3 separate regions of the Homo sapiens genome follow, and regions 2 and 3 are each linked to region 1. The links are chromatin loops, found by intact Hi-C in ENCODE. Cell type or tissue: heart left ventricle. All regions are shown on one strand.

Region 1 (8,000 bases):
GAAACCTCCAGTACCCCCTGACAATTGTATTTCTGAGGGCAAATTATTCAGTTGTCACTCCTGTTGAAACAGCTTCCCTTGTGGTCTACTTATGGGGAGAGAATGCAGAGATCCCTAGGTTTGAGCATTCAGATCTGTTTATATATAAGTCTCTATGAATGGGAGTCTTTCCTTGAGGCATCCAGAGGCAATTCTTCTCAGCATACAAACAAAATCAGGATTTGGTCATGCAATACTGAGGAAGAGACCCTGAACTGTAGACGCAACCTTGGGGGAATCCTGTGGGAGAAGCCAGATGGCCTTGGCTCAAAGGACAACCTTGTGCATCACCATTTCATAACCATACCTTTCTAATGTTTAGTTAATGGTGGAAATTACAACTAAGATACTCTGTGGCATATTATGCCCCCAGCACTACCGTTATAGATAAACAAAAGGTTAATTTCCAAAGTGATAAAAGGGCTCCTGCAAATCAACAACAACATCTGAAACAGTTTAAATTTCTCCCTGGGAAAAGAAAGGAAGTGCATTTTACATTTTACTGACCCTATTGTTTTCCTCAGCAAAAGGGTGGGTATTGTGCTCAAAACAGAACAACCAAAAGCTGCCTTACTAAAATTTCAATCTTCATTAGAGAGATAAAAACCTGAAAACCGGTGGACTTATGACATCCTGAAAAGACGTCTATCAATTCCTTCTACCTAAACCCCTCGGAGATGAGCCTTGTCTTCAACATTTCCTCCTTAAGTTAACCAGGCTTGTTCTCTGTTGCTTGCAACCAAACAACCTTAAGTAAGACACAATACCAAAATTACACAATACAAAAAGTAATATAACTTTTCAAGATAACAACCTTCTATAATTTATTTTTTTCACCCTCCACAATTCCATTAGTGTCACCATTTGCTGGTCGTTTTTTGTTTCTGGGTGCTTTGTAAGTTACATATCACATGTGAACTGATTTAAGCCAAAAGTTTTGTTTTGGCAGTGGTTTCACAGTAGTTTTTTGCGGACTCAGAAACTTTTAACAGTAGTGTCTGAGGACTTCTTTAAGCATTTTCCTTTCTCACTTTTGAAAGGTATGTGAGCCTTATAACATGTCCTTAATTAAATATTTCTTGGTAGATGTATAATGGAGAGCAAAGTAGTTTTTTTTTTAATGCTAGTCTCCAGGTAGGAATTGATAGAATCGTGGATCAGAAGAACAAAGAGGTAAGAGAATTGAAAGGGTTTTTATAACCATGGGGTTTTAGGAAGTTTTAGACAGGGAGTGGATTCAAACCAGGAAAGGTCTGGCATACTGGGAGAATGGTAGTGAGAAGTTATACATCGGACTAACTGGAGAATATACCAAAAGGGTGGAGATATTTTATACTACTGAGGAGAGGTAGGAGTAAAGTTTTTGTCCTTGAAGCCTGGCTAAGTGTTGTGAAAGTGAGTTCTTATTGTAAAGCCATGTCTGTGACACCAAGTCATCTGTCTTTATTAAGCTTTACATACTCCTTAGTTTTTTCTAATGTATATATTCAAAACAAACAAAAGCCACTTATACAACTACCTAGCAGCCAAACACTGAATGATGGACTGTTGAATCTGAGAGTTCTGTTAGTAAGCCTTCATAAGTATAATTCACTTGTCTAGGGGAAGTTAATAAAGGGTCATGAAAAAAAAATGAGGTAAAGATTTAGAGAGATAAGATGTGATATTGGTGAGTTTGGACTATAAAAGGGGAAGACCAGAAAGTTGTGACATATTGACTTCTGAATATTCACCAGCAAGGCACTAGGACTCCCTGGCTTGCCTCCTGAAAGGGCCTCCTCCACACAGGAGCCCCTCACTGGGGAGCCCCTCCCTCTGGGGTGTCATATTTCAATGTTCTAAGAGGTTGCCTGGAGTGTCTATATTTAGAGTATGACTCCTCAGCAGGGACAGGTGGATGCATGAGGACTAACTTCTGCATACTTGGTCCCTGAGTTTTGGGATTATTCTGAGGGGCTTGTACTGGTGGCTCAATGAAGTTGTAATAGAAGGCAGGAAATGAAAAGTCCTCTTTTTTTCTGGCAACTGCTTGAGATCCTGTGCATTGCCCTTCCACTTGTGAGGGGAAAAAATGACACAGACATCAGGGGTGTTGCACTGATTCCCAGTCACCCACAGACCCTCACCACCATCTCCACTGGAAAATGCTGAACACTCACCACTGCTAGGGTAGCATAAAATACATGAATGGCAGACAACAGAGAGATCGCCAACAGTGTCATGATGGAAAGAAAATTACCTCTATCAAGTCTCATTTTCATCAATAGGATAACAGGAAATTCTCTAATTTCTGGAAGATTTATAGGTTGCACCACAAACTTCAGAATAGATTGTAAATAAAGCCCTGTGAATGAAAGGCAGGCTAATCTGTGGAGTCACTAATCTGTAAAGTTCATCTGAAGATGTAAGATTCATCTGAAGTTGGGGTCTGCATAAAATCTGTCCTTTGAAGCCAGAGTGAAAGTCACCCAGCAATCTTCTATGAAGATCTCAGTCATCTGACACCTAATACTATGAGTTCAGCCAGGAGAAAGAAAGGGACAATAGTTCACTTACTTAAAATGGTCAAAATTAGAACACTGACCTTCTCGGTATAGATTCATTTATCCATCAATTTATAAATCATGTTGAAAGCACAACTGGTTTTGTTTCTAAGGGTGTGTTTTTACATTTTAATATGTTGTTTGAAAGCTGCTATTTCCTGTGCAGTCCGAAGAAAATATGTTCAACTTGATACAAACTAACTTCATCAAATCAATGAGGCCTCCTATTAACTGGGAAATCTTGCTTATGTTATATATATATATATCTGTAAAAAAAAAAAAAGATTTGAATTATTTCTTCTCCAAGTGGGAAAAGCTTTATTGTTTTTTTCCGATTACAAAATAGTGTAGTTCAAGTCAATAAAAAAGAAAGGACAAAATATAACTTAAATGTTATCAAAATACTAATTAAAATCTCACCACTGCCTGGACTTCCGTTTCTGCCCCCTCACCCAATGTTGGTGTAGAGACTGAACACGGAAAAGTGTAGAAATTTAAGAAAGGGGCTGCAGAAGTTTCAGAGCCAAGGAAAGGATGAGACAATTCCCCAAGAAGTGTAAATGAAGGGTAGACTCAGGAAAAGATGCTGCCCCTTCCTAAAGATGCTGCCCCTTCCTGGAATTAGAGAAACATAAATTCAAACACCAGAAAGACAGGGCCACTTCTGGTTTCTGGTATTGTTACAGAGGAAAAAAGTGACAGGGCCCACTGTGGGGGTTGAGGGGGAGATACAAGGCAGGCTGGCGCCTGCCGCACTGCTTGTGGGAGTGGAAATTGGGGGCCAGAGCGCACTGGTGACGTGGCCGTCACGTGACCAAGAGCCGCCTAGAGCACAAGTCCTGCTAGTCGCCTCCGTCTGGGTACCAGCCCCCTATTACTCTGCAGGCGTGTGAAGAAAGAAGGAAACTAGCTCGGACCGTGCAGGTCGGTGCGAGGGTGGGCGCTGCTTGAGAGGAGGTATGGGTGGAAGAGGGCCAAGAACGCCACAGATCCGAGTTCAGGCCGATCACAGCTGGGTCCCTTTCTCGCCTACTTTCTAAATACTGCTACCCACCCCCACCCCACCCCGTGCTCATTTTAGTAGAGAGAAGTGGCGGGTTTCGGGTGGGGGTGAGGGGAGTGAATGGCGTTTCCAGAGACTCCGAGAAAAGAAAGGTTCTAGTGTCCCGGGTGCTGGTCCGTCCACCAAGCACTCCGTCCCCTCGGTCCCTTGTCTGTTTGCAGGTTTGTAGGTCTGTTGGCCTGTAGGTTTCGGCACAAGTTTCAGCGAGAGAAGGAGAAAACTGCCTTGGTTGGAACCTTGCAGGTCAGTGTGAAGGTGGGATTAGCCCAGGACCATGGGTGGGGGTGGCGGAGGAGGGGGGCTGGGATATGAGAGGGCCAGGTCCGAGTCGCCCTCTCCTGGCCCCTTCTTTCTCCACACCCACTCCCATTTCAGTGCAGGGAAAGGGGTGTGGCGGCCTTTGCTGGGGAAATGGCGGACGACAAGTGGGGCGGAGGAGGCCTGCGTCCGGAAAGTCAGTAGAGTATGAGAAATATTTTAAACTCAAGTGTCTAAAATTCACAAAAACAGAAATTGGGACCTGTGTCCTCAGTTCATCCACTACACTTTCATTTCTCCATTGCCGCCTACCTGTCTTTGCATTTGTCCTTCTGCCAGACTCTATCCTCTATCACCGTGGAGGGACCACTGACAACAGAAGACAAGGGAAAACGAAGGAATTTATCTGACTTTGGTAGAGGTTAATGAGAGAAACTGCCCTTAATCTTTGGGGGTGGAGGTCTGGTGTAGGAGACTACCTGAGAGGTACTCACACTGTCACCCTCCTAGCTATCATAGCAGAGACCCATCTCCTGCCCTTCCCTGTGGACCCAGGAAGAGAAATGGGGGCTCCTGAGGTCGATAGAGGAAGACAGAAAAGAAAAGAACAAAGAAATTGTATCCTGTTAATCTGCCTTTATCACCAACTCGAAATCCACCCTGTCTGTGAGGCACAAAGCCAAACATAGTCCCGAGCCCTAATACTCTGTTTCACCCACAGATTCATCACAAGAGAGCTACAAGAGCCTGGAAGAAGCTGAAGACTGCTACCCTCCATCCTTACTCACCCTGGACCTGAGAGACCTCTTCAATCAGGTGGAGCAAGGCCCTCTCCTGTCCTGCCCCAAGGCTGGCACAGACTTGAGCATGGGCCGGGCTCGGGAAGTGGGTTGGATGGCGGCAGGACTGATGATTGGGGCTGGTGCCTGCTACTGCGTTTACAAACTGACCATAGGAAGAGATGACAGTGAGAAGCTGGAGGAGGAGGGGGAAGAGGAGTGGGACGATGACCAGGAGCTGGATGAGGAGGAGCCTGATATTTGGTTTGATTTTGAAACTATGGCTCGGCCCTGGACTGAGGATGGGGATTGGACTGAACCTGGGGCCCCAGGTGGCACTGAGGACAGGCCCTCAGGGGGAGGCAAGGCCAACCGAGCACACCCAATAAAACAGCGGCCATTCCCCTATGAACATAAAAATACTTGGAGTGCTCAAAATTGTAAAAATGGCAGTTGTGTTCTGGACCTCTCCAAGTGTCTTTTCATTCAGGGAAAACTGTTGTTTGCCGAGCCCAAGGATGCGGGCTTTCCATTTAGCCAGGATATCAATAGCCATTTGGCCAGCCTCTCAATGGCTAGAAACACGAGCCCCACTCCAGACCCCACTGTTAGAGAGGCTTTGTGTGCCCCGGATAACTTAAATGCGAGTATTGAAAGTCAGGGCCAGATTAAGATGTACATCAATGAAGTGTGTCGGGAGACTGTGTCACGTTGCTGCAACTCATTTCTGCAGCAGGCCGGATTAAATTTGTTAATAAGCATGACAGTTATTAATAACATGCTTGCCAAGTCCGCTTCAGACTTGAAGTTTCCTTTGATATCAGAGGGAAGTGGATGTGCTAAGGTTCAGGTTTTGAAACCGCTGATGGGTTTGTCTGAAAAGCCAGTCTTGGCGGGGGAGTTAGTCGGTGCCCAGATGCTCTTCTCATTCATGTCCCTCTTTATCAGAAATGGAAACAGAGAGATTCTCCTGGAAACCCCTGCCCCATAAACGGCCCTCTCGAACACAATGGGACGGAATCCACCCACAACGCGCTTGGTTTGCAGATGTCAAAGAATCTGCAGAGGGTGCTACTGAAGATCCAGCCTTAGCCAATCACCACCTCATTGGGTGAAAGTTCCAGGGCTCAATCCAGGACCACACTCTTATTGGCCAGGCAGGGGCTCCCACAGAGCTTTGAGTAACTTCTTGGTTGTGCAGTCTGCAGGCAATGTTGGCATTGTAAATTCCTCCCTTGCAGCCTCCTTCATGTGGTGAGGGGATCACTTCAGCTGCCTGCTGTGGACAAAGAACATCAAATTACAGCATCACGAGTGCTATTGTTGCCTGTGGTGGTCTCCCTGTCCAAGCGGGACCGCTTTGCAGAGACCAGAGGCATATCGCGGCTTGAGCTGAAAATGCATTTGTTGCAGCTTAGGTTGAATTATTTTTCGTTTGCTCTTTCTTCTACACGCGCCTGATGGATAGTGAACCTATTCATCAAAAAAGTGCACTGCTCTTCTGTCTATTGTACCGACTTAACCTCTTCCACCCAAGTCCGCATCTGTGTGTATCATCAATAAAGTTGTGTGCTTTGATTGGCAGAAAAGAGTCATGGTCCTTGTCCTTGAGTTTACAGTCTGCACGGAGAGAAGGACAAAAAAAAAAGCACGGTAAACGCCAGCTGACTGGAACGTCTGCTCCGTGACAAATGCAGGCTTATCGGTGCTCACAGGAGGCAGGGATAGAGAGGGGCTGCAGTGCTCAGAATAAACTTCAAGAAGGGGCTGGAGGCGGGGGTGGGGGAAGGGGAGGGGCACAGCGGGGGAGTTCGTGGAATTAGGATGGAATGTTGAGAGGACTGAAAGAGACAACACCCGTGGAGCAGGCAGCACCGTGCCCCGGCACAGAGAAATCCCTTCTTAATGTCTTTTCCTTGACTGCCAGCCTGGAGAGAAAGGTCAGTAACCCTGGCCTTTTCGATTGTCGGCGCATCCCGACGTGGGGATGGGGACCGGGGTGGAACGGGTGGGGGCGCTCTACCACGCATCGGGGCGCATTTATTGCACAATGATGGCGATAAAGGTTGCCGCTTGCCCAGCACCTACCCTGTGTAGTTCTATCCCTCCTGCGAAGCCAGGGGGAAATCTGCTTCCAGCCCTCCTTCTCTCTTCCTTGGGATCCCCAGCGCTACTTCCTGGCAGAGTGAGAGGGTTGGCCGCTGCTCCCTTTGGAGCAACCTCCTTTCTTCCATATCCCCACTACCTGTGGTGGGACCCAGGAAGGGGACAGTGGAGCCCTCCATCAACTACCTGCGGGGGTGATAGGGCAGATGCTGAGGGCACTTGGCACGACCGTGGCCACTCCATCCATCCGGAGACACCTCCACACTCTCCATCTGAGGTGCCTGCACCTTGCCAGGAAAGGAAGAGCCCGTGGGCGCAGAAGCACTCCATGGGTCAGGGCAGCTCGTTCTGCCCCGCCCCCACCTCCAACATTACCAGATCCCGCCCAGCAGGTTTAGCCCCTGAATCAGCAAAGCCAGGTTCCCTGCATGTTTGTGATGTGTCAAGAAGTGGTCCCCTTCCCTAAAGCCATGGCAAACCCAGTAAACACATCTGCTTCCCCTTGGGCAAGGCTGCTGCCGTGCCCGGTGCCCTCTCGGTCTCCCAGGGCTGCTGCTGTGGGTCACTGTGTCCTGGGCAGCTGCGATCTCTGTGGTGCTGGGCATTCTGCTTGTTCTGTTCCACACAGAACAAAGCTTTCTTTTCTTGTCTTATTCTCCCTTCCCCCCGCAGCTTGCCTTCCAGGTGGGTTACAACTTTCCTGCTTGTACCATCTGCCCCACAGTCCATGCTGGCCAGACGGCCTGAGTGCCTGCCGGGTCCCCTGACCAACTCTGGGAAACCCTCCCACCTGGAATGGGGACCAGACCTCTTCCCAGGCCCTGGTGCCTGGGATGGCCAACAAGTGACTTGCAGTTGTTGTGACACCACATCCCCTGTCAAGGCTCACACTGCTGGGGCTTCCTTGGCTGGCTCTGGGAGCCCTGTCCCGGTTCCTAAGGGTTCCTAAGAGCTGTCAGAAGGACCACCCTTTCTCCCAAGCCAGCCGCAGTTTGGCTGGGCAATCTGATTTCAAAGGGGATTTCCCTGCAGACAGCTCCGCATGCACTTTTCCCAGTGGAGCCTGCTTCGCCAATGCTGTCTTTAGTGACACCTCATTGCTCAGTCTCTTTGAGCACAAAGGCATCCTCCTAGCCTGTGGTCCCGAATTAGCATGCACCTCCCTACTTCCCTGCACGCTACCAAGTTTCCCTTTACGTGCGCTTGTCCACC
Region 2 (8,000 bases), 180 kb before region 1:
GGGCTTACACAGCCCTCCTTTCCCTCCTTCCCTCCTTCCTAGATCTCTTGCTAAAGTGATATCCAAGCTGCAGTTCTAGATTGGGTCAACAGATGGCATTGATTGACTTTCAATTTCAATTTTATTTTTCAATGAAAAAAATACTCATTTCACAAAATGAACAAATTGTACTTTGAATGGAGATTATGAAGAAGTATGGAAATAAAATAAAGATTCATTCCTTAACTCAGCAATTAACACATTTCATTTACTACATTAAATTTTGTAGAATATGGTTCTCAAACTTCAGCTTGCATCAGAATCACTTTGGACCTTGTGGCAAACTGGGGAGTACAGGTACCCCATAAATTTGTACAAACAACAAAGAAAGAAAAGACTGCTAGTACCAACCACAAGAGTTTCTGATTCAGTAGGTCTAGGATGGAGCCTAAGAATTAGCACTTTCTAGCAAGTTCCCAGGTGATACTGACACTGCTGGTCTGGGGACCAAACATTGAGATCCACCAATGCAGATCATAAAAACAAACACAAACAAAGCAAAATAGCACCTTATCCTTTACATAATACCTGGAGAATCACACTGTGCTGAGAATGCTGGGATCAAGGAAATGGGGTCATAGTGTGCAGTGGGACCACAGACTCAAGCAGTGGATACCACAATGTCACTCTCTGTAAAGCATGAAGGGACCAGTCACTAATCAATACAACGGCATAGAGCCCGTATGTGGACAATGTGGTGATTTCATCACATCTCCCACCCCAGGGGAGCCCTGTGGGTGAAGAATTAAGCTCCAGGCTCCCTGAGGCTCAGGGATCTAAAGTAACTGCCCAGATCTCACCTGGCCAAGCCCTGTTTCTTCCACTGCATCTCCAGACCGGGTGCTCTTTATTAGTTAAAGTACATTTTTTTAGGCTCTGCTTATTATTATTAAGGTAATCCACACTCATTTTGGACCATGTGGAAAATAGTGTCAAATACAGACAAGAAAATATATCCAGCACTCCTGCCCCTTCATGGTAAACACAATTAACATCTTGGTGTATTCTGTTATAGTATTTTTTCTCTACTTTAATATATGCCCACAAAGATAGATAGTAGCATTTCTGGAGAAGAGACATCTGTTTGGGGGGAAGTGACAGGACTGCTATCAGGACACAGTTCCTTTGACTGCAGCCTTCTGTACAGCAGATCTGTTATTAGGATTGGTTCCTCTGCACTGTTTCTTCATTCCAAGACTCAAAGGAAATCTCTTTATCTTGCACCTCTTAGAGTCTTTCTTCCCTTACAACATAAAAGACAAAGTACTAAGGACAGGAAAGCACATATGATGGTAGGAAATGGCATGAGGATTTTTCTGTTCCCTTCCAAAGCCCCTCAGGTAACTCATCCTACAATACTGGACAGTCACCATGGCTAATACATCACATTTCCCTCTGTACACTTAGGGTCCCAACTGTTCTCTCTTAGAGTTATGCATTTAGTTTCTATCACAGACATCTCTTCTGCAGAGAAGGCAAGGTGAGGCTAAGATAGTAAGCACTAAAGCCTCCCATGGGTTTCTCATTTCCCTAAAACAACTCTGAAAAGAAAGCATCATTATTTTCATTTTACTGATGATCAGCTCCAGGCTTGCCAAAGATAAACCACATATCCAGATAAGTGGCAACAATGAAATTCAGCCACCGAACATGCCCAGAGTATACCCAGCAGCTTCTATTGTAGATGTGGGCTTCTACAATGCAATGTGGGTAAGAAATGATAGTTGTAAACTTTTCTGGTATTGTGCTGAACTTTGGCATGCCCACATGGGAAAATACTTAGACAACTCCCCTTAGTGATGATGTTTGTGGAGAAGAAATCCTGTCCTAGGCTAGGAGGCATGTTGATTGGCAGTTCCTGAAGTAGCGAATAAATCAGATGAAAGTACAAGTTTTAGACATTGGGAAAGTGACATGGAGGAAGGAAATTCTTGTTTATCAAAGCTTGAGTTACATCTAAGGAATTTTATATTGTATCTCTTCTAAATATGATAATAAATTCAAGGTAGGTAATAAGGATCGCTTACGAGAAATGAGGAAAGCCAAGACTTAAGAGGCTAAGTAAGTTACCCTTAGTGCCAAGTCTGTAAAACACAGGCCAGGGACTCTAAAACCCAAGCCTTTCTCACTATGATGTCTTCCTGGGCTTTGAATGGTTTCTATCTAAAATCTTCTCATAAAGTGGCAATCTTTACACTCCTGTGAATCTTAAAAACTTTTACAATGAACTGTATTGATTTCTTCATCATTAAAATCCATGAGATTTTAACATTTAAAGTTGCATTAAAAATTGGAGGGGAAATTATCCACATATACCTCAGAAACCACTTTACATGCCAGGAACTCTCTTTAACCAGAAGAGAAACAAATGAAAATTTAAAATCTCATAGAAAATTAGAGGAATGCAATTAAACTTATGAGAAGATATCCAATAGCAATGAATACACAACTAAAAATTCAGGTACCCTTATTCTCAGCTAGGGAAGGTAAATTGCATGACAAAGTTTGCAGTCATCCCATTTTCATGAAGAATATGTGTATATACATGCTGTCTGTTCAGGCTGCTATAACAAAATGCCACAGTCTGGGTGACTTAAATGACAGACATTTATTTCTGATAGTTCTGGAGGCTGGAAAGTCCAAGACCAAGTGTCAGTAGAGTCAGCGTCTGGTGATGGCTCTTTTCATGGCTTGTAGACAGCCACTTTCTTGCTGTTTGCTCACATTACCCTTGGTGCATACTCGTGAAGAAAGAAAGAGATCTCTCTCTCTCTTCCTCTGCTTATAAGGGCGTCAATCCCATCATGAGGGTCCCACTCTCATGGTCTAATCTAAACTTAATTGTACCCCAAAGGCCCCACCTCCAAATACTATCACCTTGGAAGCTAGGGCTTCAATGCGTAAATTTGGGAGGATAGAAACATTCATCTCATAACACATGTTCACACATTGTACATCTTTATGTATTTTGTACATACATATTTCCATATATATTCTCAGGAACATTTCTTTCTATGGAGAAAAAAAATCATCTGTTGAATATGCTCTGCACCATTAACAAAGGATACCTCAGCAGAGTGAAGGAGGTAGATACAGGATTGTTTCATTTCCACATTAGCATGTCTTTTGCTCAGTTTCTTTCAATTACAAACATATATTAGTTTTGTGATTTAGGAAAGTAATTGTTATAAATTTGTGAAAAAATAAAAACTTATTATAATCTAATCTCAGGAATTTATTTTGTATAAGTCTACTGACCTGGAAAGCAATTTGCACTTAGTAATATAAATAATGTAGTATAAAAAACAAGGAGATCCTGCCATTTGCCACAACAAGGATGGACCTGGAGGTCATTATACTAAATGAAATAAGCCAGACACAGAAAGACAAATATTGCACAGTCCCACTTATGTGTCAAATGTTTTTTAAAGGTCAAATATAGAGAGAGACAAGAAAATAGCGGTTACAAGGGTTAGGGTGGGAGAAGGAAATGGGGAGATGTATACATCAAAGATACAAAGCGCAAACATGTAGGATGAACAAATCAAAAGATCTAACGTCCAATATGAGGAATATAGTAAATAATAGTGTATTGCATTCGGATTTTTGCTAAATGAGTAGATTACAGCTGTTCTTGCCAAAAGAAGGAAAATAGGAAACTCCGTGAGATGATGATGGATATGTTAATCTGTTCCACTACAGTAACCATTTTACTATATGTATCTTATAACATCATGTTGTACATCTTACAATTTATAATGAAATTAATTTTTAAAAAGGAATTCATAGTTAACGGTGAGATTTTTTTAAAAGAGCAAATTACACATTGTATTTACAATATGATTGGCCCCCCCTTATTGTTGATAATACTGCCGTGTGCATAAGTACATGTTATAAATCAACTGTGTTTAAAAGGATATAACCCAAAATACAAAATACAGACACATGCACAAACATGCGCTGATATAGTTTATCAGAGACACTCACACTGGTGGCTTTCTCTTTATTTGAGACAGGGGTGGAACTTCCTGCCAAGAACTCAGAGAGCCAGGCAGCAATAGATTAAGCAGGAAGGGCTGCCTGTGCCATTCAAGCCTCCAGCAAGCCCTGTTTGGCGGGTCAGGCCAGAGGCCCCTCCCTCTCCAGATCCTTACAGAGCCTCCTCCCAGATATTCAGAGATGTAGTTCTGGCTTTGACCAGCAGGTGGCAATTATCTCTATAGTCCACATCTGCTGCGATGGAAAAGTAACAATTTTTGCAAAGAGAGACAAAGACAATATGAAATGAATAATACAAAATATATTTGAAAAATTCATGTGGAGAGAAAAAACTTGAATGTGTATTGCTGTTTTAGTTTTTGATAATGACTTCCAAAGCTGGGTCTCTCACAATTATTCTTCCATTCTGTACGTATTTTTGGGGGGGCTGGGCACTGCCAACTCAAGTCCATTTGTCCATCCCACTCTTTTCTTTGAAGCCCAGACTCTCATTTTCAACTGCCTGCAGGACATACTCATTTGGAGAAAGACGACTGCAATTTGTTTCTACATGTGTGGAGTGAGTGTGTGTTTCTCTAATGTTAAACTGAAGAGTAAAGAATAGGCAGGATAACTCATTAAATAATAAAAAGAAATGGCACAAATAACTTTTCCTCTTCCAAACTCCAAAGGAAAGCATATGCTACAAAAAGTAACACCAAAGCTCACAAGTTACATAAATACGTGTATATTGCATGTTTTCTGTGTATATTTTCAAATAATCCTTAATATAGTTATTCCATTCATTTTACATCAAAATCCCCCGTTGATGGAATGAAGAATTCTGGAACTAACATTTCTAATATCACTTAAAGAAGTGGCATGTTTCGGATGCTTTCTTTTTATTGTTTTTACCTTTTATTTTCAGTTCAGGGTACATGTTTAGGTTTCTTATATAGGAAAATTGCATGCATGTCGCTGTGGTTTGGTGTACAGATTATTTCATCATCCAGGTAATAAGCAGTGTATCCTCTATTAGTCCATTTTCACATTGCTATAAAGAACTTCCCTGAGACTATAATTTATAAAGGAATGACGTTTAATTGACTCACAGTTACACATGGCTGGTCAGGGGGGCCTCAGGAAACTTAAAATCATGGTGGAAGATGAAGGAGATGCAAGTACCTTCTTCACCAGGTGGCAGGAAAAGAGAGAGTGTGAAGGAGAAACTTCCAAACACTTATAAAATCATCAGATCTCGTGAGAACTCACTCACGATCATGAGAACAGCATGGGGGAAACCACCCCCCATGATCCAATCACCTCCGACCAGTTCCTCCCTCAACACCTGGGGATTACAAATCAAGATGAGATTTGGGTTGGAACACAAAGCCAAACCATATCATAACCGATAGGTAGTTTTTTATCCTCACCCTCTCCACACCCTCCACCCCCCAGTAGGCCCTGGTATCTGTTGTTCCTTTCTTTATATCCATATGTACTCCATGTATAGCTCCCACTTATAAGTGAGAACATGTGATATCCGGTTTTCTATTCCTGCATTAGTTTGCTTAGGATAATGACCTCCAGCTCCACCCATGTTGCTGCAAAGGACATGATCTCATTCTTCTTTACGATTGTGTAGTATTCCATGGTGTATATATACCACATTTTCTTTATCCAATCTACCATTGATGGGCATTTAAGTTGATTCCATGTCTTTGCTACTTTGAATAGTGCTTTGCTATTGTGAATGTGTCTTTATGGTAAAACGATTTACATTCTTTTGGGTATATACCCAATAATGGAATTGCTGGGTCAAATGCTAATTCTGTTTTAAGTTCTCTGAGAAATCCACAGTATTTCTACAGTGGCTGAATTAATTTACATTACCACTAGAAGTGTATAAGTTCATTTTTCTCTACAACCTTGTCAGCACCTTTCATTTTTCGACTTTTTAATAGCCATTCTGACTGGTGTGAGATGGTATCTCACTGTGGTTTTGATTTGCATTTTTCTAATGATTCACGATGTTGAGCTTTTTTGCATATACTTGTTGGCTGTGTGTATGTCTTCTTTCGAAAAGTGTTTGTTCACTTTACTATATGTCCTTTGCCCATTTTTGAATGGGATTAGTTGGTTTTTGATTATTGGTTTAAGTTCTTTATAGATTCTGGATATTAGATATTTATGAGATGCATAGTTTGCAAGTATTTTCTCACATTCTGTGAGTTGTCTGTTTACTCTGTTGATAGTTTTTTTGCTATGCAGTAGCTCTTTAATCAGGTCCTATTTGTCAATTTTTGTTTTTGTTGAAATTGCTTCGGCATCTTCATCATGAAATATTTTCCAGGACCTATGTCCATAATGGTATTTCCTAGGTGATCTTTCAGCATCTTTACAGTTTTAAGTTTTACATTTAAGTCTTTAACCCATTTTGAGTTGATTTTTCTATATGGTGTAAGAAGGGGGTCCAGTTTCAGTCTTCTGTGTATGGCTAGCCAGTTATCTCAGCACCATTTATTCAATAGGAAGTTGTTTCCCCATTGCTTGTTTTTGTCGATTTTGTTGAATATCAGATGGTTGTAAGTGTGTGGCATTATTTCTGGGCTCTAGATTCTGTTCTCTTTTTCTATGTGCCTATTTTTGTATGCACACCATGCTGTTTTGGTTACTGTAGCCTCGTAGTATAGTTTGAAGTCAGGTAATGTGATGTCTCCAGCTTTGTTCTTTTTGCTTATGATTGCTTGGCTATTTGGCTTCTTTTATGGTTCCATATGAATTTTAAAACAGTTTTTTCTAATTCCGTGATGGGTGTCACTGGTAGCTTGAAAGGAATAGCATTGAATCTGTAAATTGCTTTGGGCAGCATGGACATTTTAACAATATTGAATCTTCCTATCCATGAGCATGGAATGTTTTTCCATTTGTTTGTGTCATCTCTGAATTCTTTTTTTTTTTTTTTTTTTAAGACGGAGTTTCGCTCTTGTTGCCCAGGCTGGAGTGCAATGGCACGATGGAGCAGTGTTTTATAATCTCTCATTGTAGAGATCTTTCACCTCTCTGGTTAGCTGTATCCCTAGGTTTTTTTTTTTTTTTTTTTTTTTTTTTTGGCTATTCTGAATGGGATTGTGTCCTCGATTTGGCTCTCAGCTTGGATGTTATTAGTACATTGAAATCTTACTGATTTTTGCATTGATTTTGTATCCTGAAACTTTGCTGAAGTTGTATATCAGATCAAGGAGCTTTTGGGCAGAGACTATGGCAGTATCACCAGACATTGTCTACAGTTCATCTGATAGTCTCCTTTTAAAAATCCTTTTAGGCATGTTTTTGCTACTTCGCAATAATTTATTTCTTTCCTTATTATTTTCCATTTATTTGTATGTATGATAATATACATGCATATATGATAATAAAGACTAATTTATTGACTATAAAAACACAGTGCTAATGAAAGGGCCGGGAACAAAGCCAAAAGGTCATGGCGAAGTTTCATCACATCTTAACAGTCACCAGTGCAGGGAACAACTTAGTGCCATAGGGACAAGCAAGCTACCACTGCCCCTTGCCTCTCCATCCCACAACCACCCATGTGCCCAAGACCTAATGATGGAAAATGGCTGGGCATAAGGCAAGGCCAACCTGAGAGATTGTGAGTATTCTCAAAAGGACAGACAGAAAGTGCAGGTGTAGACGGAGCCATGAGGATGATCAGACCAGTTATACAGAGAAACATTTGCACATCTGAGTGCATGGTGAACTTGGCAGTGCTTCAGTAGCACTGTGCTAAAAGGGAACCAAATCAGAATTCTCAGTTTACTGTTCAATGTTTAAGTTCATCTTGCCTTTCCATACAGACATTCACATCTTCACTTTAAAATAACACACAATTCTCATGTCTTCTGCTAAATCATTTCTTTTCCCAGAGCATAAAAATGGGTCATCTCAACAGCATAAGGATTTCTTTGTATTCAGCCATA
Region 3 (8,000 bases), 140 kb before region 1:
AACAAACATTTGCTGAAGTTATATTATGCACCAAACATTTCCTTAAGTTCCCTCATTTTCCCTACACAATTCTGTGGGGACAGTATCAATTGTTTCCCATTTTGCAGTGGAGAAGTTCAGGCTCACAGAGTATAAATCGATTTTCCAGAGTCACACATCTGGTAAGAGGCAGGAATGCAGTTGCATCCCTCACCCTCCCTAGAAAACCCTGAGCAGCCTCCTTCTTAGAAGATGGGCTTCCAGGGCTTGAGAAATGGTCAGATTCCACTCCCCTGCTATTGTGGACCCACAAATCTGCACTCCACAATCCCTTTGGGTGATGAAGAAGATAGAGGAGTTGAAATCCTGCCCTTTGCGCAAAGAGACCTGGGTGTAGGGCCACATGAGTTGGCAGATCCCTGAAGTGGTGAGTGGGCTCAGGCAGAAGCTCAGGCTTTAAAAGACTGGAGAGGTGATCTGCTGGATGGAAATGAACAAGAAAATCATTCTACATCGTGGTAACTTTATATCTCATCTCCTTTAATCCCAAAAACAAACATTCAAAGTAAAGATTACTATCTTCATTCTTACCTAGAGCTCAAACCACCTAGGTCATTAATATCCTAAATTACAGACCAGGTAGTCTAAGCCTGAAATTTTTCTAAAACCCAAGCTTTTCTCACTGCATCTTGTGGCCTTATGGGCTTTGAATGCTCTCTGTGTCTATCTCACATTAGACTGGCAAATTACTCCACTCTAGTGTATTCTTCAAACATTTATAATTAACCACATTGTCTTTTAATAATAAAATGAAAATTTGAAACATTTGCATTGCAAAAGCTGATAAAAAGAAATATAAAATGGGAAAAAATGATGCACGTGTATTACAGACATTGAGTTAATGTTCATAATATATAAGAAGATGAGCATATGGCTTGATGTGGTTTCAATTTATGTCTGTTGTTTCACAGACCACCTTTTACTCTCAAAAGTGTCAATTCACAAAAAAATGGAAAAATATCCCATGTTCACAGAAAAGAATAATTAATATCATTAAAGTGGCCATACTGACCAAAGCAATCTACAGATTTAACACTATTCTTAATTTTTCACAGAACTAAAAAAAAAAAAATCTGTTCTAAAACTCATATAGAACAAAGTGCCCAAATAGCCAAAGCAATCCTAAGCAAAAGGAACAATGCTGGAGTCATCACACTACCCGACTTCAAACTATACTATAAGGCTGCAGTAACCAAAATAGCATGGTACTGCTACAAAAACAGACACATAGACCATGAACCGGAATACAGAACCCAGAAATAAGACCACATACCCACAGTCATCTGATCTTTGACAAAGTTGCAATGGGGAGAGGGCTCCCTATTCAATAAATTGTGCTGGGATGCCTGGCTAGCCATATGCAGAAGAAACTGGACCCCCTACCTCTCAACATATATTAGTACAAAAATTAACTAAAAATAGATTAAAGATTTAAAAGTAAGACCTCAAATATAAGAATCTTAGGAAGACAACCTAGGAAATGCCATTCTGGACATCAGCCTTGGGAAAGTGTTTATGACTGAGTCCTCAAAAGCAATTACAACAAAAACAAAAATTGACAAATGGGACCTGATTAAATTAAAGAGCTTCTGCACCGCAAAAGAAGCTATCAGCAGAGTAAATAGACAACCTACAGAATGGGAGAAAATATTTGCAAACTATGAATCTAACAAGGCCTAATATCCAGTATCTATAAAGAACTTAAATCAACAAGCAAAAAGTAAAGGACATGAACAGACATTTCTAAAAAGAAGATATGCATGTGGCCAACAAGCATATGAAAAAATGCTCAACATTACTTATTAGAGAAATGCAAATCAAAAGCACAATGAGATACCATCTCACACCAGTTAGAGGGGCTATTATTAAAAAGTCACAAAATAGCAGATGCTGGTGAGGTTGTGAAGAAAGGGGAATGCTTATACACTGCTGGTGGAAATGTACGTTAGTTCAGCCACTGTGGAAAGCAGTTTGGAGGTTTCTCTATGAACTTAAAACAGAGCTGCCATTCAACCCAGCAATTCCATTACTGGGTATACATCCAAAGGAAAATAAATCCTTCTGCCAAAAAGACACATGCACTCATATGTTGATCACAGCACTGTTCACAATACCAAAGACATGGAACCAACCTAAATTGGGACTACTAAAGGCGGAAGTTAGGGAGGGACACAAGGGGTGAAAAACTAACTGCTGGGTACTATGCTCAGTACCTGGGTGACAGGATCCATCACACCCCAAACCTCAGCATCACACAATATACTCAGGTAACAAACTTACACATATACTCCCCGAATCTAAAATAACAGTTGAAATTATTCTTTAAGTGTCAGTTTGAACAATTAATTGTACAGTCATCTTTCATATAAAAAATTCTTTTTGACTACTAGAGGATGGATACAGAGTAACTTCTAATTTTCATAAAAAGCAATATAAATCCCCAACAAACCGATGAAAAACAACCCAAACACAATAACAAAGAAATACAAACAAAAATTTTAAGATTTCGTAAGTGGAAAAAGGAAAGGGACAGATTAACATGTTGTCTCATTGTCTTTGTTGAAGAATAGGTATAGAGTGGTGTACATCTATATCGTGTATATACATATTTAGGGCTTTTATATAAAAGTACTTACATATGCTAGTACATTATATTGGGATAGAAACATTTGTAGAATATATTAGCACACCATTAAAAATGTTTATCTTGAGAGGGTAAACAAAGCACAATTTCATTTTCCACTTACACATTTCTGCATGATTTGATATCATTAAAAGACAAATATGTATTCGTTTTGCAATTCAGAAAAGTAATCAAAATAAAAATTTTCAAAGCACAGGAAAAATTTTGTTACGATCTGATTCACACAACTGATGTTATAGAAACACTCGCTTCGAAAGGTATTCCCTATTAAGCATAAAAACCAGATTGCATACTTTATGTATAATATAATCTGTCCCATTTGTCGTTGATAATACTCTTATATGTATGAGTAAGTGTAAGTATAAAGCAAACGTGTCTAAAAGGCTATGACCCAAAATACAAAATATCCGCACAAACGCACTCACACAAAACTGATACACACTCCCTCAAGAGACACTCACACTGGCAGCTTTCTCTTGATCTGAGATAAGGGTGAAACTTCCTGCCAGAAGCTCAGAAAGCCAAGCAGCAATAGATTCTGCAGGAAGGGCTGCCTGTGCCATTCAAGCCTCCAGCAAGCCCTGTTTGGTGGGTCAAGCCAGAGGCCCCTCCCTCCTCAAATCTTTACGGAGCCTCCTCCAAGACAGTCAGAGATGTAGCTCTGCATTTGACCAACAGGTGGCAATTATCTCAATATTGTATCTTTGCTGCAATAGAAAAGTATCTATTTCTACAAGCAGAAACACTAGTAATCATTGTGACTTATTAATAGATTATGAAACAGTATGTATAATATGATCCAAAATATATTTGAAAAATGTTCATGTCTGGAAAAATATAGAAAGGGTACATTCTCTTTTATTTGCTGGTGATGACTCCCAAGTCTGCATCTCCCTTGTTCATTCATTCGTTCAATAAATAATTATTCTGAGGAACAGACACTTTCCTCTGAGCTGTGTTACTTTTTTCTACAAGACTTCCTCAGGGATGAAGTAGTGACATGGTGAAATATCTGGCTCATCTGTATGTTGAGCTCCTCTCTCTGTTTTTTGTCTGTCTCCTCTTGCCAAGCTCAGTTCTCTGATTCATGGTTTTGCTAATCTTTGTAGTCAACTTTATCAAAACAACTGTCATTGGATATAGCTGATCAGGACCCATAAGACCTTACTGAAGATTCTGTTCAATGCAAATAAAATTAACCAATATTTATTGAGATCTAATTGTGATCCAGACGTAATGAATGCTCATAAAAAATAAGCTTTCCATTGAACCCTTTCTGCCAGAACAAAGTGATAGATTTCTGGGACAGTTTTGAGCTTACAGTAGAATCCCTGTGGCCCTTTATGATCAATGCCCTCTCTGAAAAGGGAACCATTTTTATGCTTCGAGTCAGAGTTTTCCTAAGAGCACAGGAACTTCTAGGCAGGTGGAGGCAGATTTTTAAAAATAATAATATTATGCATGCACTTCTTATGTTTCATGTGCTTTCCTGTCCTCTTATTTTACTTTCTACATGTCAATGTCAGAGAATCCTTGTTCCTTTGTTCCCTTAAAAAGCAAGGTATTCATAGGAACAATGCCAGTACTTTGGTTTCTGGAGAGACCACTTAAGTCAGGAGGTCTGTCTGCCTCCCAGTAAAAGACCTAACCCAGTAATTCCGTGACAACTTTAGTTAAATCCCTTCACATCTTTCTGATCTCACCTACCTAAATTTTACCTGTCCTGCCCCTCAACCACCCAGGATTGTGCAAGAGAAAAAAATGAGCTATATATTATAATTGAGTGTTTGAGAAATCAAGTATTATATTATTATTAGGTATAATAATATATAATGTATATTAATTAATATTAATTATATTATATATTATATAATTAATATAATATAATTATATATTATATTATATTATCTTTGAGTGTAGGAAATTAATGTATGGTGAAATCACAAGGCAACTTGGAGCTAATTACTGCCAATGGCACAGGCCACGGACTCATAAGCCCCGGGGTACCAGTGCCAGTTTTATGAGAAAGATGTGAAAGTGCTTTAAAGCTCCATGAATTAAAGTTTTTAGTTATCATTTTGCCACAAAATAAACCCACAGAAGCATCATATTCAACCAGAGTTCACTCAAGTCCCCATGAAAACAAAGTATGTCCATTGCCTTAAGAGACACTATCAAGCTGCCCTCCCAATCTTATCTATGATGTCCTCCTACTCTCCAATGACAATTTTTTCTATACTCAAATGACAATGGAATCATAAGAATTACTTTATTTTGTAAAAGAGATGGGGTCTCGCTATGTTGCCCAGGCTGGCCCCAAACTCTGGGCTCAAGTGATCCTCACATCACAGCCTCCTGAGTAGCTGGGATAACAGGCACCCACCACTGCACCTGGCTATAGGGTATATTTATATCCTTCCTCACCAACATCAGACTTTTAAACAAAGACCAGGATTGCTTTTCAAAAGAGACACCCATTCCCATAAAGTCACATACCTGTGCAAAGAGATTGTTATTGATCAAGATAGTAGCAACTGGCTTCGCAACCAGTTTATGAACCCTCACAAGAACACCAAGATTATTATTTTATAGTCACAGCTAATACACTCAGGTTTTGTTTGATTCTCTCCTTAACTTTGTGTCAGGCATAATCTTAAACAATATTTCCTGTTTCTTGAACATTTCTTAATAAATATGCCCTGTATTACTTTATCTCCATATATAACATTCTGTTATATAGAATAGATGGCTTATCGTCTTATTTTTATGAATTCTTTTATTTTTAGAGGTTCCTTTCAAAAAGAGTTCCACCTCGAAGTATTTAAGGGCATCTTTGCACATTTCTGTCCACTTAACAAGAGGAAAGAGACAAAAAAGTAAAAGGCAGAATTAAATTATGAATTATAGGATGTGAAATATTTAGAGAATTCTTGACAATGACATTCAACTCACTTTTTTTACAGGTGACAAAATGGAGTCCAGAGAGGTTCGATTACTTACTCAAGATCAGACAGCTAATGAATAAGAGAGGAAAGACTAGAATCTTCCTAGAAATAAATGCATGCATTTGAGTTTTTTCACACATCAACGCAGTAAGAAAACATTACCTGGTTTAGAAATACAGGATTTACAGTTGAGGTTTTGTGATATCCTGAAAGAAACATGGCAGTCAAAAGGACACTTCTTCCTACCTCTTAACCATTTAGTGAATGTGTGGCCCAAAACAAGATACTTATCTCTCTGTGCCTTAGTCTCCTAATCTATGAAATGGAGGTGACAATTCCCCACACCAGAGTTACAAGTGATGAATAGATGTGGTAAAATATATAATAAAGGAATTACAGTGCCAAGCACACTGCAGATGCTCAGAGTTCCTTGAGTTCTCTAGTGAGCAAAACCAAAACACCAAGCTGAAATCCTGTTACAGACTAAGATGAGGCAAGTGTAAAAGAGGCACTTTCTCTCATGGAGGTACTCAAGACTGTACAGGTGCAGCATTAGCATTTGCATAATCCCAAAAGTGAATGTCTCCTTAAACTGTTTGCTCTATGTACTTTATTCGCTTCACTCTGGTTTTGGCCCTGGTTGAGAGGACTAATAATACTAACAATAGCTAAAATTTACTGAACCCTCACTGTGTGCTAGTCATCCTGCTAAGAATGTTTCATATGTTAGCTCTTTGATTCTTCCTTACCACCATGTAGAATAGGTAGTATTATTATCCCTTGGTTAGATGTAAAAAAGAAGAAAGAAGGAAAGAAAGAGAAGAAAGGAAAGAGAGAGAGAGAAGGCAGGCAGGAAGGCAGGAAGGAAAAGAAAGAAAGAAAGAAGGAAAGAAAGAGAGAGAAAGAGGAAGGAAGGAAGGAAGGAAGGAAGGAAGGAGGGAAGGAAGGAGAAAGAAGGAAAGGAAGGAAGAAAACAGAGGCTTAGAAGATTAAGTAACGTGCAAGATCACACAGTTATTGGCAAAGTTGTAATAATGGACTGTGTGTCTCCAAAATCCATGTTATTAAACACTTACAGACAGCATTATTCCATTATAGAAATGAGGTTGAAAGAACAGAAGTCACTTACCTAAGATAAGCTCAACAATTACCCAGTTGCCGGATCCTGAATCATCTGAATCTCAATGCAAATATCCCCTCAAACAGATTCATTGTTATGCTGTGTTCTTTTGTGGCATCTTGTCTTTTCAGACTCAATGGGAAACTTCTCTAGAATTAACCTAGAAAGTGAAATAAAGGGGCAGGGCGCGGTGGCTCACACCTGTAATCCCAGCACTTTGGGAGGTGGAGGCGGGCTGATCATGAGGTCATGAGATCGAGACCATCCTGGCCAACATGGTGAAACCCCCTCTCTCCTAAAAATACAAAAATTAGCTGGGCTTGGTGGCACGTGCCTGTAGTCCCAGCTACTCGGAGGCTGAGGCAGGAGAATTGCTTGAACCTGGGAGGTGGAGGTTGCAGTGAGCCGAGATCACGCCACTGCACTCCAGACTGGCAACAGAGCGAGGCTAAGTCTCAAAAAAAAAAAAAAAAAAAAAAAAAAAAAAGGAAAGGAAGTGAAATAAAGGGGGTTTGATAATTTTCGTAGTGTGTCACCTGTATCATGCACATATGATACCTATTGCATTAGTTTGTATTAACAATTGTAGTACTGAAATATGCCCCTTATGCTAAGACACAGATTGACTGGTACCTCAGATGGTGCAGGGTCCAGGCAGAAACGTTGGTGTGGCAGTTTGGGAAGGTAAGATCGGGAGAATGAACATAACATTCGTATGATTTATCCTGTGTAGGGTAAACATTACACTTTACCTCCTTTATTCTTAGTAACCACCATTCAAAGTAACTAGTATGATCTCCATTAAACAGATGAAGAATATAAGACTCATAAGTAACTTGCCTCAAGTCTAAAGGCTCGAAAGTGGCAGAGAGAGGACTCAAAACCTGCACTCTCTAAGGTCCTAGCTCTCTCCCAATTGACCTGCAGCCTCCTGGGCTTTGAATCTAATCATTCGGGAGGCTGGAATTTCCCTAGAGATGGTCCGGACAGTGGAGAATGCATTCCAGTGGCATTTTAAAATATCTTCTGTATTGTCTTCTAAATCAGAAAATCTAAATGGAGATTTATAAATACTTATTAAAAGGCAGAAATCTCAGAGTAATACCCCGGCAATAAAATGTGGAAAAAATTTCAACAAATAATAATTATAGAAATGAAAATAAAACAAAGAGATATAATATTAGGTTTAAAAATTCATAACATTGTGAATATATGATCTCATTTCTGCAAAGGAATATAAAATTATATGTGT

Evidence for each region. Hi-C counts contacts between places; a loop is a spot of excess contacts. Peaks named below come from ENCODE experiments on the same cell type or tissue, not always from the same donor. Only the 100,000 strongest peaks of a DNase experiment are listed, where the experiment ranks them.
Region 2: it touches region 1 in a loop (6-fold over the local background); 23 of 110 quality-filtered maps call a loop at or near these places.
Region 3: a loop joins it to region 1, with 6 times the contacts of the local background. A loop is called at or near these places in 15 of 110 quality-filtered maps.

What each region holds. Positions count from the first base shown.
Region 1 is chrX:101,613,391-101,621,390 of GRCh38, reverse strand. It overlaps ARMCX6 (armadillo repeat containing X-linked 6), which reads left to right and starts at 3,391. Exons shown (of 3, transcript NM_019007.4): 1 at 3,391-3,506; 2 at 3,807-3,888; 3 at 4,625-6,266. The coding sequence starts at 4,771. The coding sequence ends at 5,673. RefSeq lists an enhancer at 7,220-7,782. In heart left ventricle, CTCF peaks have their summits at 3,787 and 3,987 (motif pointing left); DNase peaks (open chromatin) are centred at 3,400 and 4,030; H3K4me3 peaks cover 1,748 bases; H3K27ac peaks cover 512 bases.
Region 2 is chrX:101,795,743-101,803,742 of GRCh38, reverse strand. No RefSeq gene overlaps it. Among named protein-coding and RNA genes, the nearest start is that of ZMAT1, 130 kb to the left of the region's middle. In heart left ventricle, CTCF peaks have their summits at 91 and 4,229 (motif pointing right); a DNase peak (open chromatin) is centred at 4,152; H3K4me3 peaks cover 642 bases.
Region 3 is chrX:101,754,521-101,762,520 of GRCh38, reverse strand. No RefSeq gene overlaps it. Among named protein-coding and RNA genes, the nearest start is that of ARMCX2, 99 kb to the right of the region's middle. RefSeq lists a silencer at 3,201-3,370 and an enhancer at 3,937-4,502. In heart left ventricle, a CTCF peak has its summit at 3,358 (motif pointing right); no DNase peak of the experiment used is centred here.